Regions from separate parts of the Homo sapiens genome. Here region 2 is linked to region 1. A link is a loop called in an ENCODE intact Hi-C map of the cell type or tissue named here. Cell type or tissue: endothelial cell of umbilical vein. All regions are shown on one strand. Links, peaks and the distances in the headings refer to the core of each region. The heading gives the core; the rest is flanking DNA.

The links. Peaks named below come from ENCODE experiments on the same cell type or tissue, not always from the same donor. Only the 100,000 strongest peaks of a DNase experiment are listed, where the experiment ranks them.
Region 2: a loop joins it to region 1, with 3 times the contacts of the local background. A loop is called at or near these places in 2 of 110 quality-filtered maps.

The regions. Positions count from the first base shown.
Region 1 is chr13:65,908,798-65,917,933 of GRCh38, reverse strand. It overlaps LOC105370243 (a long non-coding RNA gene), which reads right to left. Exons shown (of 3, transcript XR_942033.2): 3 at 2,827-3,139. Among named protein-coding and RNA genes, the nearest start is that of LINC01052, 47 kb to the right of the region's middle. RefSeq lists an enhancer at 3,660-4,859. In endothelial cell of umbilical vein, for the core only: no CTCF peak of the experiment used is centred there; DNase peaks (open chromatin) are centred at 3,033, 4,523 and 5,193; H3K27ac peaks cover 3,857 bases.
Region 2 is chr13:65,964,372-65,971,439 of GRCh38, reverse strand. MIR548X2 (microRNA 548x-2) reads left to right here and starts at 5,011; the gene lies at 5,011-5,110. In endothelial cell of umbilical vein, for the core only: a CTCF peak has its summit at 4,325; no DNase peak of the experiment used is centred there.

The DNA of each region.
Region 1 (9,136 bases), core at 1,826-6,825:
GAGATTTATAAGAGCCTTTAATCATTACCTCCTGGGCTTCTTGGCAGGCAAATGTGTGCTGCCAGGACTGCTTCCCCAGACTGTCTGTGATATCCGAAGAGCGCAAGCAAGGCAGCTACAAGTGTTATAAACAATACTTGGTCCCTGAAGCCCGCCTGTGGTATTGCTGTCTCTTTACTGGCCTTCATAACAATGTCAAACCAAAGCTTTGTGCTGGAGGATTTGTCTTCCGTAACACCATTGGGTAGGTAGGATAAAATAATAAATAATAATAATAGTTACTGAAAATAATCAACAAGATAGAGCAAGTAAAGGGCTCAGTGGCTATATGAAGCACAATCACTAACATACCCCAGGATTCTATCTAGGAAAATGAATGCATGTTAGATGTGTTATGCTTTCATAGGGTATTTTTTTTCTTTTCTTATCCTCTTCTCTTTTTCCTTCATTTTCCTTTTTTTCCTTTCTACTCCCCTAGCAGTTTTCTTTCCTTTCCTTCCTGATATTTTTTCCACTCATTCTCCAAGTTATTATTTCATTTTTTGTCTTGCTATTGTTAAACAGCACCTCACATACAAATCCAAACACATGAGAGAAAAGATCAGAGCTGTGTTGGTCAAAGAGAGGTAGGGTACTAGAATTGCTCAATATCCACATTTTTTTTATGTGGACCTTGGGTAAAGTCTATTGAACTCTAAGAAATGTAAATAATGCAATTTAAAAACAATATCCAGGACCAAAGAAATGTTTGTTTGTTTGTTTGTTTGTTTCTTCAATCTGGCACACAATACATGGGTGAAATGAATAGATAGAAGTGGACTTGTGTAATAGGCTTACTCATGGTAGTAGGGACCATATTCCCATACACTGGCTTTTAGATTATTTGGCTGTCTTTTTAAATGTTAGCCTTTTTGAAGTTCTTGGCAGAAAGAAGATAACTTTTCAAAATGCCTTTTAAATCAAAACAACACTTGGGAATTTTATTTTTAATATAAATTTATTATTTCATCTCTTCTCTTGTGTTAGGACTTACTCCTTATTTGTTTTAAACTTTAGCTTTTATATTTTGCACTATTTCTAGGTACCTAAGTTAGTCTTACATTTGATTATTTTACAGTTAATTTGTGTTTAGTTTGTGTTTTGCATTTGGGCAGTTTTAGAAAATAATGAGACAAAACATAACAAAATTAACATATTGCCACATAATGAGCTAAGAGAGAAAAATTATATATAGCCAAACAGTTTCAATAATTCACACTTGCCAAAATTATACAGGTTTCTAGGACTTAGTTTTCATATTCTCCAGTTGCATAAAATTCAATTAGAAAATAAAAACTAATTCAAGTAAACCCAAAGTAGGTAGTAAAATGATAGCAAAGCCTCAAATGATAAATTAAACTAACTGGTAGAAAGTAGAATTAATATATATTATTTTAAATGGTTATACTGTTTATTATTCCCCTAATATGCTAGCACTTTTGTTTGCATTTTGCATTCATTTCTGTTTTTCTTTAAGCCTAAAGTGCCTTTACTGTGTGTGTGTTTTTTTTGTTGGCAGTCTTTTTGTCTTAGAACAGTTTTAGGTTCATAGCAAAAGTTGAGTGGAAGGTAAAGAGATTTCTCAGATATTCCTGCCCCAACAGACGTACAGCCTCCATGACCATCAGTATTCACACCAGAGTTGTACATTTGTTATAATCTATATACCTATATTGGCATACCATTATCATCTCCATAGTTTGCATTAGGGCTCATGTTGCACATTCTACAGATATTGACAGACATTCGCACCATTTGTTGGCAGTCTTAACGTGTGCTTCTTAAAGTCATCTGGATTCTACCAGAAAAGTTACTCACTCAACTCCCTTAATTTATACAATATTATCCCATGGTTTTGATAGTCTTTTGTTATAGGTTTTTCTTCTCTAGTAGGATGTCAGTAAATTAGGAAGGGGGCTATTCCTTGTACCTTTTCATAGGCCCAGCATTTATCAAAGTGTCTTGAAAATAATATAAACTTTAATAATGTTACTGAATGAATGTAACCTGGAAACACAATGCATATTATGCACCCCGCCCCCCACCCTTTTATGGACCATTTTATCGGAGTCCCTTGATGAATGTTGTTTAAACAACAAACAAACAAATAACTTCAGGCCAGGACAGGGTGTGTCATCCTTAACAATTTCTTGTTTTTAATATAAACAAATGATTTATCTCATAACAGTGCAATGAGGACACCAATATGGAAGGACCATGACTTGAAGGAAAAAAAAATATCCTAGATGAGTGTTAAAATTACTGAGAACAACCTGTTCCAGCAACCATAGGATAGTAGGTGAAAAGGGACAGAAGAAGGCAACATAAAAATATGTACTGAAAAGACTTTCCAGTGATTTCTCATGAGAGTCTATCTTGAGAGCAGACAGGCTTATTGCAATCAGGAACTGAGGGGTTTTCAGGCTGGAGGATTCTGGCCTAAGGTGATACCAAGTAACAGAATTGCAAACAGTGACAAGCTCTGCAAATAGCAGCTGCAAATCAAAGAACAATCTCCATGTGTGCACAGTGTGGAAGGGACTGGAGGTTACAGATTGGTCTTTTCCTCTTCACCCACACACACAAATAGCAATCACTGACAGTAATGTCATCTTTGAATAGGAAGGGCGCAGAGAAGATTCATTCATTTGTGTATTTATGTATTTATTTTTATCTTGTGTACTTACTGTGAGGCAGTTTTATCAAGAATGATCCAATGTAATAAATTTCATACATAAAAGTCTAAATAAGATTATTTATTTGGTTAGAATAAATTTCTGTAGCTGATTTTGACCTCTAATAAAGACATTTTAATCTGATCCCTTTCGAAGTGGTAAACTGCCACCAGAATATATGCCCAATAGCATATTAAAATTATATTGCTATATTTTTGAAACAGTAGGATGTTGAATCAAAATCATCATCTCTGGGGAATGCTCCTGACATGTAACTTGTGTTATGCATTGCCTCCTCTGAGAGTGTGAGGAAAACTAATTCAATTCCTGGAAGGATAGACTGACTCAGATGCAATTCACATTCAGAGTGCCTCTAAAAAGAAGATAATGAAACTATCTGTATGATATCCAAGCATTTTCAGTGCCTGAAAAATAAAAGTAATTAGATATTCTTAATAAGTTGGTACTCTCCATTCTTTTTGCAAATATTAGAGGAAAAAAAGTAAAAGATCAATTTCAGGAAAGTGATTATTCAGAACTGAAATTATTTTTACTCAGATTCAGTACAAAGTCTCTATTAGGGACTTCTCACTTGTGAGGAAGCTGGAAAGGAGAAAACAGTACAACTCACTTCAAATTTGTTTTTGGCTTCCATCTCTGGGCACGTGAATTGAATAGTTAAATATTTTATTTCTTATAATCAGAATATGTAACAAGAAACAATTCATTTAGTCATCAGACACTATGTACTATTTTTATTATTATTTTTTAAACAGGGTGTATTAGTCAGGGTTCTCTTAGAGGCACAGAATTAATAAGATATGTATATATATTAAATTTATTAAGTATTAAATTACACAATCACAAGGTCCCACAATAGGCTGTCTGCAAGCTGAGGAGCAAGGAGGGCCTATCCAAGTCCCAAAACTGAAGAACTTGGAGTCCGAGATTCAAGGGGAGGGAGCATCCAGCGTGGAGAAAGATGTAGGCTGGGAGGCTAGTCCCATCTCTCCTTTTCATTTTCTGCCTGCTTTATATTCACTGGAAGCTGATTAGACAGTGCAAACTAGATTAAGGGTGGATCTGCCTTCCCCAGCCCACTGACTCAAATGTTAATCTCTTTTGGCAAAACCCACACAGACACACCCAGGATTAATACTTTGTATCCCTCAATCCAATCAAGTTGACACTCAGTATTAACCATCACACAGGATCTTACTCTTTGATTCAGATTGGAGTGCAGTGGCGTGATCTTGGCTCATTGCAACCTCTGCATCTCATGCTCAAGCAATCCTCCTGCCTCAGCCTCCTGAGTAGCTGGGATCACAGATGCACACCATCACACCTGGCTATTTTTTTTGTATTTTTTTGTAGAGATGGGGTTTTGCAGTGTTTCTTGGGCTGGTCTCAAACTCCTGAGCTCATGCTATCCACCTGCTTCAGCCTCACAAAGTGCTGAGATTACAGGCCTGAGCCAATGCACCTGGCCGACTATATACTATTCACTTTGGTAGTCACTAAAGAAAAAGAGACATGAATAAACCGACAACCTTGTCCTTGCAGAGATCACAGCCTCTCTTATCTGCAGCGGTCACAGAAAACTGATGTATTAACAAATAAGTACAGTGAATTGAGAAATACTGTCATAAACAAATGTCCTGTGTTCCAGGGCCACAGAATAAGCATCCAATATTTTGTGTAGTTGGGAAAATATAAAGTTTGAATAAATAAGGCTTCACAGAGGAAGCAATATTAGACACCACTTGAAAGATGAATAGGAATTTTCGTGGCTGAAAAGGAGGCCAAGAGGAAGGGCATTGGGGATATGACTCAAAAGCGAAAAGGAACATTACTCATGCTGAATGTATTTCCTAAAGTCTAAAGCTTAGATCATAAGAATGAACTTTGCCAGTAAATGGATTCTTAAGACAAATGAAATTTTTGTTTTTAAATAATATATTGCCCCCTCAGGGTTTTGAAAATATAACCTTCCTTACTCTTTGCACATAGAGGCATAATGAATAGTGGAAACAGCATCAGCTCTGAGGTTTGGTAAACTGAAGTTGAGATGCTACCTCAACTAATTATGAGCTAATTTACCTTTGACATGCACCTGAACTCTGAGCCTGAATTTCTGCAGGTATAAAGCGGTCATCAAAGCACTACTTCACAAGGTTTAGTAAGGAGCAAAGAAGATATTAATCTCAGACTTAGGGACACAGAACACAGGTAGAAAGATACATTGGAATATGACCTCTTGCTTTTCTCCATCTGTGTCCTAACTTCTACAAACTTTCACTGTGGTTACATATTTTTTTACTTTAAAGATGTAAGTCTATTTAAAATGTGATTTTGATTTTTTAATCAAAGGTAACGCTTTTAATAATCAGTCATTTTAGTTTCAATCTAAATATATTATATAGTCATACTTGAAATCAAGCTTACATGAGAAAAATTCAGTAGAACACATAGGAACTAAAACTAAACGCTGATTTTTTGACCAGTGGCAAGGTCTTCCTGTTTTTCAACTGCATCTGTCTTATTGTAGATTGAGTAGTTTTGGCTACCACATGTTATTCTTTTTTCTGAATCCACGTTATTTGTAGATGCTTTTTGAAGGACTTTGTCAGCAAGGCAATAAAATTTGGTAAATTGGCCCATACTTGCTGTAGTTTACCTACATCCCCAATTATTAATTTAGAGGGTAAGGAATAAAAGAATCAATGAAATAATTGTCACTCATCCTAGCAAATGTGCATGTACCTAGTTGATATTTTCATTGATCTAAAAACTTAAGGTAAATATTGATGTGGTGAAAGGAAATTCTTTAAGAGGAGCTTCCTGAATAGAAGATGGAGAAATTTTGTGGCATTTAAAAACTTAATGTCCTCTGAAATATGTTTTACTTGATTAAAACTTGGGAACTTTGGTTGCTTTACTTCCCATTTAACTGAAAGAAATGACAGCAGTGATATTAGCAGCAGTAGCAATCATTGAGTACCTATTTTGTGTTATATTATCACACTTAATCATGACAAAAAACTGTCATGTTAGCTGTCAATATCCGTATTTTGCAAATAAGAAACTGAAAGGTGAGTTAGTGAGATCACAGATGGCATAAGTGAGGGAGCCAATGTTAGAATGCAGACTTGTCTGATGCCAGTCCAGAGAATGTCCTTAATGCTACAGCACCTATTAATATTCCTGGTTTGCTATTACAATGAAACAATGCTCCCAAATTCCTTTTTTCTAGTACTCAATATTGTGCAATACAAACACGATGATCTTCCTAGTAGCTCTATTTTCATTTCTTCTGAGAGTCTTATTGCATGTTTCCCAGACACTAAGTTTCTGTGCCTCCTCTTGGCCATAAACTTTTCTTTTATTGTGCTCTTTCTCTTTTCTCCTTCCCCCAATCTAAGTTGACATGCTCTAGACCCATCTGTGCTCCAGTGGTTACTCTAGACTAGTGGACACTGTGACCTTATTTAGCCAATGTTGAGCACTAAAATTGGCCTTGTATTCTGATGTTCTTTCCAGATTCAACTCACTAGAACTTTGCTTTACAACGTTTCTTCCTCTCTGAGTAACTGACTTGGGTTTATTGGAAGAATATTCCAGATAAGTTGAGGGATTCCACATCATTTCACTCTCAAGAACATTTGTCATAAAAATCCTTTAATCTTGGACTAAGTTCAGAATAAGTTCTCATTCAGCTGAGTAAATTTCTTCTCTGACCTAGTCCCTTTCAGCTTGGACATTTCTTTTCTTTTTCTTCTTTTTTCATTTTACTTTAAGTTCTGGGATACATGTGCAGAGCATGCAGGTTTATTAAATAGGTATACATGTGCCACGGTGATTTGCTGCACCTATAAACCCACCACCTAGGTTTTAAGCCCAGCATGCATTAGGTATTTGTCCTAATCCTCTCCCTACCCTTGCTGCCATCCCCTGACAGGCCCTGGTGTGTGTGTCATGTTCCCCTCCCTGTGTCTATGTGTTCTCATCATTCAACTCCCACTTATGAATGAAAACACATGATGTTTGGTTTTCTGTTCTTATGTTAGTTTGCTGAGAATGATGGCTTCCAGCTTTATCTATGTCTCTGAAAATGACATGAACTCATTCTTTTTTATGGCTGCATAGTATTCCATGGTATATATGTGCCACATTTTCTTTATCCACTATACCATTGATGGGAGTTTCAGTTGATTCCAAGTCTTTGCTATTGTAAATAGTGCTGCAATAGACACATGTGTCTTTATAGTAGAATGATTTATAATCCTTTGGGTGTATACCCAGTAATGGGATTGCACCATTTTATAAACCAGGTATTTTAGGTTTGGGCCTTATAGGCTGATTGCTAATCTCAATGCAGTCTTTTGTTGCTAATTTTTTGGAATCAAAGCATAAATGAGATTGGAACCCCAATCATATATACTCCTGATAATTCAGTTTATGGTCTATGAACAGGAGTCTTCTTATAAAAATTATACCACATTTTCTTCTTAGGAGACCCTAATGGAAGGATTGGGACTTGGATCATTTTATCTACAAAAGATTACCTACAGAAATTCACAGTTTTATAAAACTATTAGACAACTTAAAGTTGCTTTAATCTAATTAACATTTTTTATAAACAAGGCATCTGATGCTAAGACCACTTAAGAGAATAATCCAAAATGATACAGAAAATTAGTAAGAGAAAATTGATTACTCCATTTAGGCATGTTTTCTTCTTAAACTTAAAGAATTGTGGATTTTGAGATTGGGTTCAAGATGGCTGCCTAGAAGAAGCAGCTATAATGCACCAGTCTTGCATGGAGAGAAAACAAAGTGGTGACTAGATACTCACTCTTCTCGTGGTTGTCTCTGATACCATGTTGGGATTCACCAAGAAAGTGAGGGACTCCACAGAGAACAGAGAGGGGTGAAGCTGGATAACTACCCACAGGGGACCAGTGCAATAATGGGAGAAGCTCCCTGACGTGAGGAAAGGATAAGTGACTGAGAATCCCCAGTAAATCCACACTTCCACTACAGACCTTTGTAATCCTGGGCATAGGAGAACCCCCCTGACCATTCCAACACACATACTCCCCAGCCTCAAGACCAATGCAGAGAGCCAACTAGGGTTTTTGCAGAGACCCCACTCAGGCCCACTTGGAGCCTCACAGGCTTTGGATTTCTGAGCACCCAAATGTCATGATCCAAATAGAGGCTGCAACTACAGTGCCAAGGAGCAGCCAGACTGTCTCACTCCTCCTCAGGCAAGGCTCGGCTCAGGCTTCCAGTGCACTGATCTCGCTGCCTGAACATTGCCAGTGGGCATAGCTCTGCATTCCCCTAGGAGCCCCCCAGATTGTAGGCCTTGCAACTACCCCCAGCCACCAGCCCCCACCCCCACCCCTGCTGTTTCTAGCCAGGCAAGGTTCACTGGTTTGGACTTCCAGCACAATGGCCCTGCCCTCACCTGAACTCTGCCAGCACTGGCAGCTCTGCATTCCTCTGGGGCAAAACTCCCAGAGTAAACAGATGATGCTTGGCATTTTTTCATGTCCCCACCAGGAAAGTTCAGCATCACTTGGATGGGAGAGAAGCATGAGGATGCCATGTGCCCCACAGCTGCCAGTCTCCATTGTTCCAGCTGAAGGGTCCTGCCCTTCCCACTGAAAGACCCATAGCACAGTCACACCGAACCTGACTGAACATTTCCCTGCAACCCAACCATTGAAGGCCTGTGATATTCCCTCCATCTAAGCATTCTGCCTGCCCCTACCTAAGAGTTCAGCCAGTGACCCAAGGACCAGCCTGCCACCCCAATCATAGCCAGCCCCTGAACTCTGAACTAGCCAAACTCTAAGCCAGGCCCTTCAGAACTCATACAAAATGTCTAGCAGCCATCTAGGGGCCTACAAACTAAGAACTACCTACTCCATTCTAACTTGCTGGTACCTGTCCACTTCCCTCAGGGCCTGAGGTCAGGCAGACCCAACCACCCAACACCACTACAACCAACACCCACTTTCATATGCTCAAGGATGGAGCTCCCATCCAGCATTGACAAGAAGCAGTAGTATTGCCGCATCGGAGAACAGATGAGCCATAAAGTTATCTATATGAGGGTATGCCCTGAAAGCACTCCTACTGTCATAAAACAGGCATTCCCCATGGCTCTCAGCCACATATTGTGGTACAGAGGTAGACTACAGTGTGCATCTAAACTAAGAGTCATGAGACCTGGAACAGGAGTGTGATAGGAAAACAAATCACATTCTTGCCTAGGTCAGTGAGCCAGTGAAACTTTCTCACTCCCCTGAAGAGACCTCAGCACATTTCACCAGGAACTCCTCTCAGTCAGCTTTCTGAGGGCTAGTGCCTGTGATCACCATCAGGGTATGCATGGGCAAGTCAGGGGCTCA
Region 2 (7,068 bases), core at 2,069-7,068, 53 kb before region 1:
CACTTTATCTTAGCTAAGGCTGCCATACAAAATGCCATAACAGGGTGACTTAAACAACAGAAATTTATTTTCTCACAGTTCTGTAGGCTGGAAATTTGAGACCAAGATGACAGCATAGTTGAATTCTAGTGAGAGTCCACTTTCAGAGTTGCAGATGGCTGCCTTCTTGCTGTGTCCTCACATGGCAGAGAAAGCGAGCCACACTTTCTGTTATCTTTTCTTATGAGGACACTCACCCTACAGAATCAGGGCCCTAGCTTATGACTTCATTTAACTTAGATTACTTCTGTAAAAGCCCTATATTTAAATAGGGTCATAATGGGGGATTGGGATTCAGCACATGAATTTTGGGCAGACACAATTTAGTCCATAGCATAATTCTAATTTTCATTTTACTCCCCTTCTTCAACTCAGAAACTCGGTATCTTCCTGCTTCATCAAAGCTGCTCATTTTGTTCTCAGTCTTTTCTGCTTTGCTTAGTTTTACTCCCTGCCCGCCAACATACAACCTCCTAGAAATTTCCTTTCTGTGTATCTTCTAATTTTCATGAACAATTAGCTACCCTTTTTTTTTTTTAGTACCCTTGGCTAGGGAGGGTATATTAGTGTGCAAGTATTAATCATCTAGCCAATAATGACCAAATCTAGTTGAAATGCATGTGCACATTAAAAACACTTAAGGAGAAGTCTATCAACAAATCTGTATAGGCTAAGTGCTACATGACAAGTAGTATGCAAGAACTGGGAAAATAAAAATAAGAAAACTAAGACTGCAGCTCACAATAAATTTATACTAATGAAGGGATTTGATGCTCTTCAGTAGTAAAATCTGGGATTAAACACTCATTAAATTACATCACATAGTCAGAGACTCCTTAGTTTTTGGCAAGCAGGCCATGTATTTTCCAATTACAATAAAGACTCTGAGCTCAAATTGTGTGTTGTTGAGTGTGGATTTGATCTTCATATCTGGAGCAGATAATAAAGACATCAAATACTTTTACTTATTAAAAAATGTCTAGTAAACCTGTTATATTGTTTGAGTAGGCAAGCTTAATTGAATAACTATGTTCTTGAGGTATGAACCATAAACACAAAAATCATCATTTTTTCCCACAGAATTATGTATATTTCCAGTAAGTATTCATGCAAAATGACCTAATATTTTTGCCAAAAATATTGACATGGAAATATTTCTGAGTGTTTATTTTTCATCTAACATTTTTCATTGAGTCTAGCTTGGAAAGTGAAGGATAGAACAGATGATATTTTCATGCCTGTCCATTTAAAGATATTAAATATATCTTTTTATTACATGTTACTTCTAGAAACAAACATTATTAAACATGCATGAAAAATTAAAGTTATTTTTAGGAAAAAAGATAATTATTTATTGCTCAGTTTTTATTAACAGGCCGACATATATCTGCATAGTGCATCACCATATTTTCTGCCTTTCATTCAGAACTAGGCAAAGAGCAGATTAATGAATGAATGTCTTAGAGACAGGCATGGACCACAGCATCCCTCTACCCCTCCCCAAAAAACTAATAATTATTATAATGTTTCTCTCTTAGTATGACATAAAATTATTTTCTTTTAGGGAGGTTTCTATTAACATTTTTCTCATTACATGAAAATATAAATTGCAGATGATAACCTTTGTGAATTTACTTTATGCAAATATAGAATTATACAGTATATACTTATTGATAACCTGCTCCTTTTTACTCTCAGTATATTTTGTCTATCTTTTCTGGTCATTTAAGTTTCTTCCACAATCTCATTTCCTATTGGCTCTGGTTTAGGGCTGGTAAATAATTTATTTAAGAGTTACTTATAATTATGAATAATACTGTAAAGATTCCTTCATGTTTAAATAGTTTAAAAATATTTTGGCATGAGTGGAATTAAAAAGGAAAGTTAACACTAGTTTAGCTTTTAGTAAAATTTTAAAGAAAGAGGTATATTATGAAAAAGATAAGAGAGCTTCAATTCACTGTATTTAAATGTCACAAAATGTTTATCTAAAATGTCTAGGGTTTCTTGTTTTTCATTTGTATAAATTTAAGGGGTGCAAGTATAATTTTGTAACATGAATATATTGCATAGTGGTGAAGTTATGGCTTTTAGTGCATACACCACTCAAATACTGTACATTGTACCCATTAGGTAATTTCTCATCACTCATCCTCTCCCATCCTCGCCGCCCTTCCAAGTTTCAATTATCTATCATTTCACATTCTATGCCTACGTGTACACATTATTTGGCTCCAACTTATAAGTGAGAGCATGTGGTATTTGCCCATTTCTGAGTTGTTTCGCATAAAATAATGACGTCCAGTCCCACTCATGTTGCTGCAAAAGACATGATTTCATTTTTTTAATATCTGAGTAGTATTCCATAGTGTACCTATACTACATTTTCTTCATCTGATCTTCTGCTAATGGACAGTTAGGTTGATTCCATATCTTTTCTTTTGTGAATAGTGCTGCCATAAACATACAAGTGAGGGTATCTTTTGCTATCATGATTTATTTTCCTTTGGGTAGATACTCAGTAATGGGATTGCTGGATCAAATGGTAGTTCTAGTTTTAGTTCTCTGAGGATCCTCTATATTATTTTCCATAGAAGTGGTACTAGTTTACAGTCTCAGTAAGAGTGTATAAATGTTCCCTTTTCTGTGCATCCTCATCAACATTTGTTATTTTCTGTCTTTTTTGTGATAACTATTCTGACTGGTATAATACGGTATCTCATTGTGCTTTTAATTTGCATTTGTCTGATGATTTGTTACACTAAGTTTTTTTTCATATGTCTCTTGGTCATTTGTACGTCTTCTGCTGAAAAATGTGTATTCCTGTCCTTTGACTATTTTTAATGGAATTATTTATTTATTTATTGCTTTGTGTGAATTCCTTGTAAATTCTAAATATTAATCCATGTAGGATGCATAATTTGCAAATATTTTCTCCTATGCTGCAGGTTGTCTGTTCACTATTGGTTATTTCTTTTGCTGTACAGAAGCCAACTGATCTTTGACAAAGTTGACAAACTCATACACTGGGGAAGGGACACCCTTTTCAATAAATGGTGTTCGGAAAAATTGGATTGCTTGCTATATGCAGAAACATCAAACTGATCCCCTATTTCTTACCATACAAAAATTCACTCAAGATGGATTAAACACATGCAGGACCTAAAATGACTAAAATACTAGAAGAAAGCCTAGAAAAACTCTTTGGGACATTTGTCTAGGCAAAAAATAATAATAATAATAATCATGACCAAGACCTTAAAATATAAGCAACAAAAAATTCATAAATGGGAATTAATTAAACTAAATTGCTAGTTTTTGAAAAAGCTGTAAGACCAGACTGTTTTTCTAATGGAGTTTGATGAAGTAAGTCTTGAAAGATTAGTTGGAACCTGATGTTAGGGGGTCTTGGACACTGAGTTTACTTTGGTTTATAGGAAATTTTTCTCTGATATGAAACTATCAAAATTTTTTGAGAAGGTGATTAATATGAGTAAATATTTGTTTTTTTGGAATAATTTGCTCACAAAGTTGATTCAGTCATGTGATAATGTTTCAAACTCATATATGAAATCAGATAGGAGTCTAACACAGAAGGTCTATATTAGTAAGAAATTAAATTTAGTAGAAAACAAATCTCAAATATTGCAAGGTCTCTGAAAGCGGACGACAAAATACCATGGATTATTGGTTGCCAATATAGATTGAAGTGTACATTATTTTTCTAAAATATTTCTGGAAACAAAATAATGTGTATCTATCCATAAATGGAATCACCATACTTACTGTAACATAAGGACACATTAAGAAAGAGTTAACTTCAAAGACTAATGGATTTCAGTGGATAGAAATCAACAGATTTCTACTGAGCAGGACCATTTTCTCATTTTTCCTTTGCCAAGTTCTACAAGACTGAATAATTTAAGGAACTAGATGAGATAGGGAGTTAAGCAACCTGAGTTTTTGGTTGTTTCAAAACAAGCAAAAATGTCATTGCACACTGCCAAGAGGTGTTTCTAAAATGAGAGCCATGAGAGAAAGCAGATCATATGGATGTAAGAAAATAGAAAATAGAGGAAGTTGCGTAAATTGTCATGAGAGAATTGACTTAACAACCACTCCACTTTTATTTCCATTTTAGTTATGTACTTCTTAAGAAGCACATCTGATTTTTCGGTCTTGCTAGACATCATGAGAAAAGCTGTATGAACTCCTGCATCTCCACACAGTTCACCCAGGGGGCGTTCTAAGAGAGAATTTATCCTCCATTTGCTTCTCATCTCCTCCCTCCATTTCATCAAAGTTTCCCTCAATGGGAAATGACTCTCTGTACAGGCTCCCTCATCTGGCCTCTTCAACAACTGCTCTGGGACAGATTCTTTTTTTTTCCTGGAGAACTCAGGCTTTTCATTGTTGAATACTAAAAATTTCAAAGGCTTTTGTATTATTTCTATATTGATATCAAGAGATGCTACAAGCCACTAAGCAGTGTGAAGCCTGATATGTCTGCCTCTCTTCTAAGAATTTGACTTATGTATTTATTCAAGAACAAAGTTGAAGAGCAATTCCCAGGAGTTTGTTTACATTATTTCTGTTAAAATAAAAATCTAAATGTAAGTATGTCAATTAGAAATTAATGTGTGCAAATATCACATTTTTTATTTATTTAAATCAATCTTTATTTGTATCTGATAGTAAACCCACAGAAATTATGGAAAATTATATTTCTATTGTAATCAAAAAGTTTTTCTAAATTATGTCAAGTTTCTAGAATCCTACAGAGAATTAGAACAATTTGCTTTAGGAAATCCCCCTGATCCTTCAGTGTGGGCGCACATTGATTGCCACTGGAATACACAAGGTACAAGCCAGCATGACTGTTTCAGATCCTATGCATCTGGTTTTCTTTTTCTTTGCTTTGAGAATGATAATCTTTTAGAAGATGTCATGCTTCAGTGGTAAACCCCATAGATGCCAAATATTAGGTTGGCACAAAAGTAATTGTGGCTTTTGCCATTAAAAGTAATGGTAAAAACTGCAATTACTTTCGTGCCAACCTAATATTTGTGTGAGGTCTTACAAATTTCCTAAGGTAAGGTCAGAGAACAACGAACAAATCCCATCCTCTCTTTCTGCAGCCCAAGGATCTGCCATTTCTCAGCATGAGTAAACATTTGATTCTTTTTATCTCCATTCTCAAATCGCTTTTCTACATATCTTCTTTATATGAAATACTAGCATTATCTCTTCAAAGAACTTAGGAAAGTTAGAAAAAGCCTTCAACATGAACATTTGCTAAAATCTTCCCACAAACTAAAAAAAAAAAAATTTACACTTGAGATTTAGCAGATGTAAAAGGAGTACATCATTCCAAGATCATAAAATTCATCCAAAGATATGAAAATGTATATTATTCTATGAAAACAGTGCAACGTTATCTGACACTAGAAAAGGATAGTTTGACAAATGAAAATTATAGGCGAGTCTGATTTATGAATATTGATTCTTATTGACTCTCACTCTATCACTTAGATAGGTCAGGTAATGCTGTGGTATAAAAAGCTCCCAAATCTCATATGTTTAACAGAAAAAAAAAGTTTATTTTCCCTTATGCCCATTTTCTGGTTGTCGAAAGAACTCTATTCAATGAGTCATTCAGTGAACTAGAAGCTCACAAGCTCTATTGCAACATGTGCTTCCAAGATCTCTTTGGAAGGAGGAAGATCGTTCTGGACAGTTCAGACTTGTAATTAAATATTGCAGCCCAGAAGTGACACACAGGTCTTCCATTCACCATGAATTGGCTATGCCTAATTAAAGTTAGGGAAGAAAGAAGAGAAGAAACAAATATCAGTGAGTAGCACTAATGACTACCACATTTAGCAAGCAATGTCTACAAAAGTGATGACCTCAATTTCATCTACTGCATTCATTTCAAGAATACAGATAGGGCAACATTAGAAAAAATTATCAAGCAATTAATAACATTAAAAGATTAAAAGATGATTAGAAGATAAACAAAATTTTTAAATAATCCTACTTGGTGAAGTAAGAGTTAGATAGAATTCAATAGCCATTCATGATTTAAAAATATGCAAATGAAGAAAAACACAAATGAGACAGAATAAGAATTAAAAGAAACCTTGTTAATAAATTAAAAAGAAATATACATCAATACTATCATATCATAAGACATAAATCCTGAAAATATACTAATAATTAAAGTTATAAATAGTATCTAAGTAAATGAAGTATATTATATTCCAAAATTGAAGATGTCAATATGTCAAAGTTTTTTATTCATCTAAAAAGATATGCAGTTTAAATATAATCTCAATTAAAATCACATTTTTTAAAGACGAAAATCTGAATTTAATATTAAATGTGAAAATGTGAAGGTCAATGGGGTAGAGAGGGGCCTTTTCCTCACCAGTTATCAAAACTCACTACACAGCTACAGTGACTAAGACACTGTGGTATTGATACAGTGACACATAGATTGACATGTGGATTACACTACACAGTACAGAACCAGGCACACTTGGGCATGGAAACTTAGGCATGATGGAAGTGGTATTATATCCTTGGGGGAAATAATGAGAGTTTTGACATTTCAAAAAATGTCTATCCTTAGGGGGAAAATGAACAAGTACTTCACACAATTAAAGCAGACATACAGTTAAACAGAAGAAATAAGACATGGTGTTTGACAGATAAGGAGGATGATTAATCAATGACTGATTCATCATCGACTGAACATTTCAAAATAACTAAAAAAGAATAATTCAAATGTCTCTAGCACAAAGAAAAAATAAATATTTAAGATGATATCAAATTATCCTGATTTGGTTATGTGAATGTATCGAATTATCACATGTACCCAGAAAACATGCACATTTTTTACGTATCAATGAAAACTACAAAATGTTGATAAAGTTAAAATAACTCATTTCCTGGTAGATAAACCACCTAAATTTTATAGGCAAAATTTAAAACTTTAAAAGACAATGTAGATTATGTATAAATACC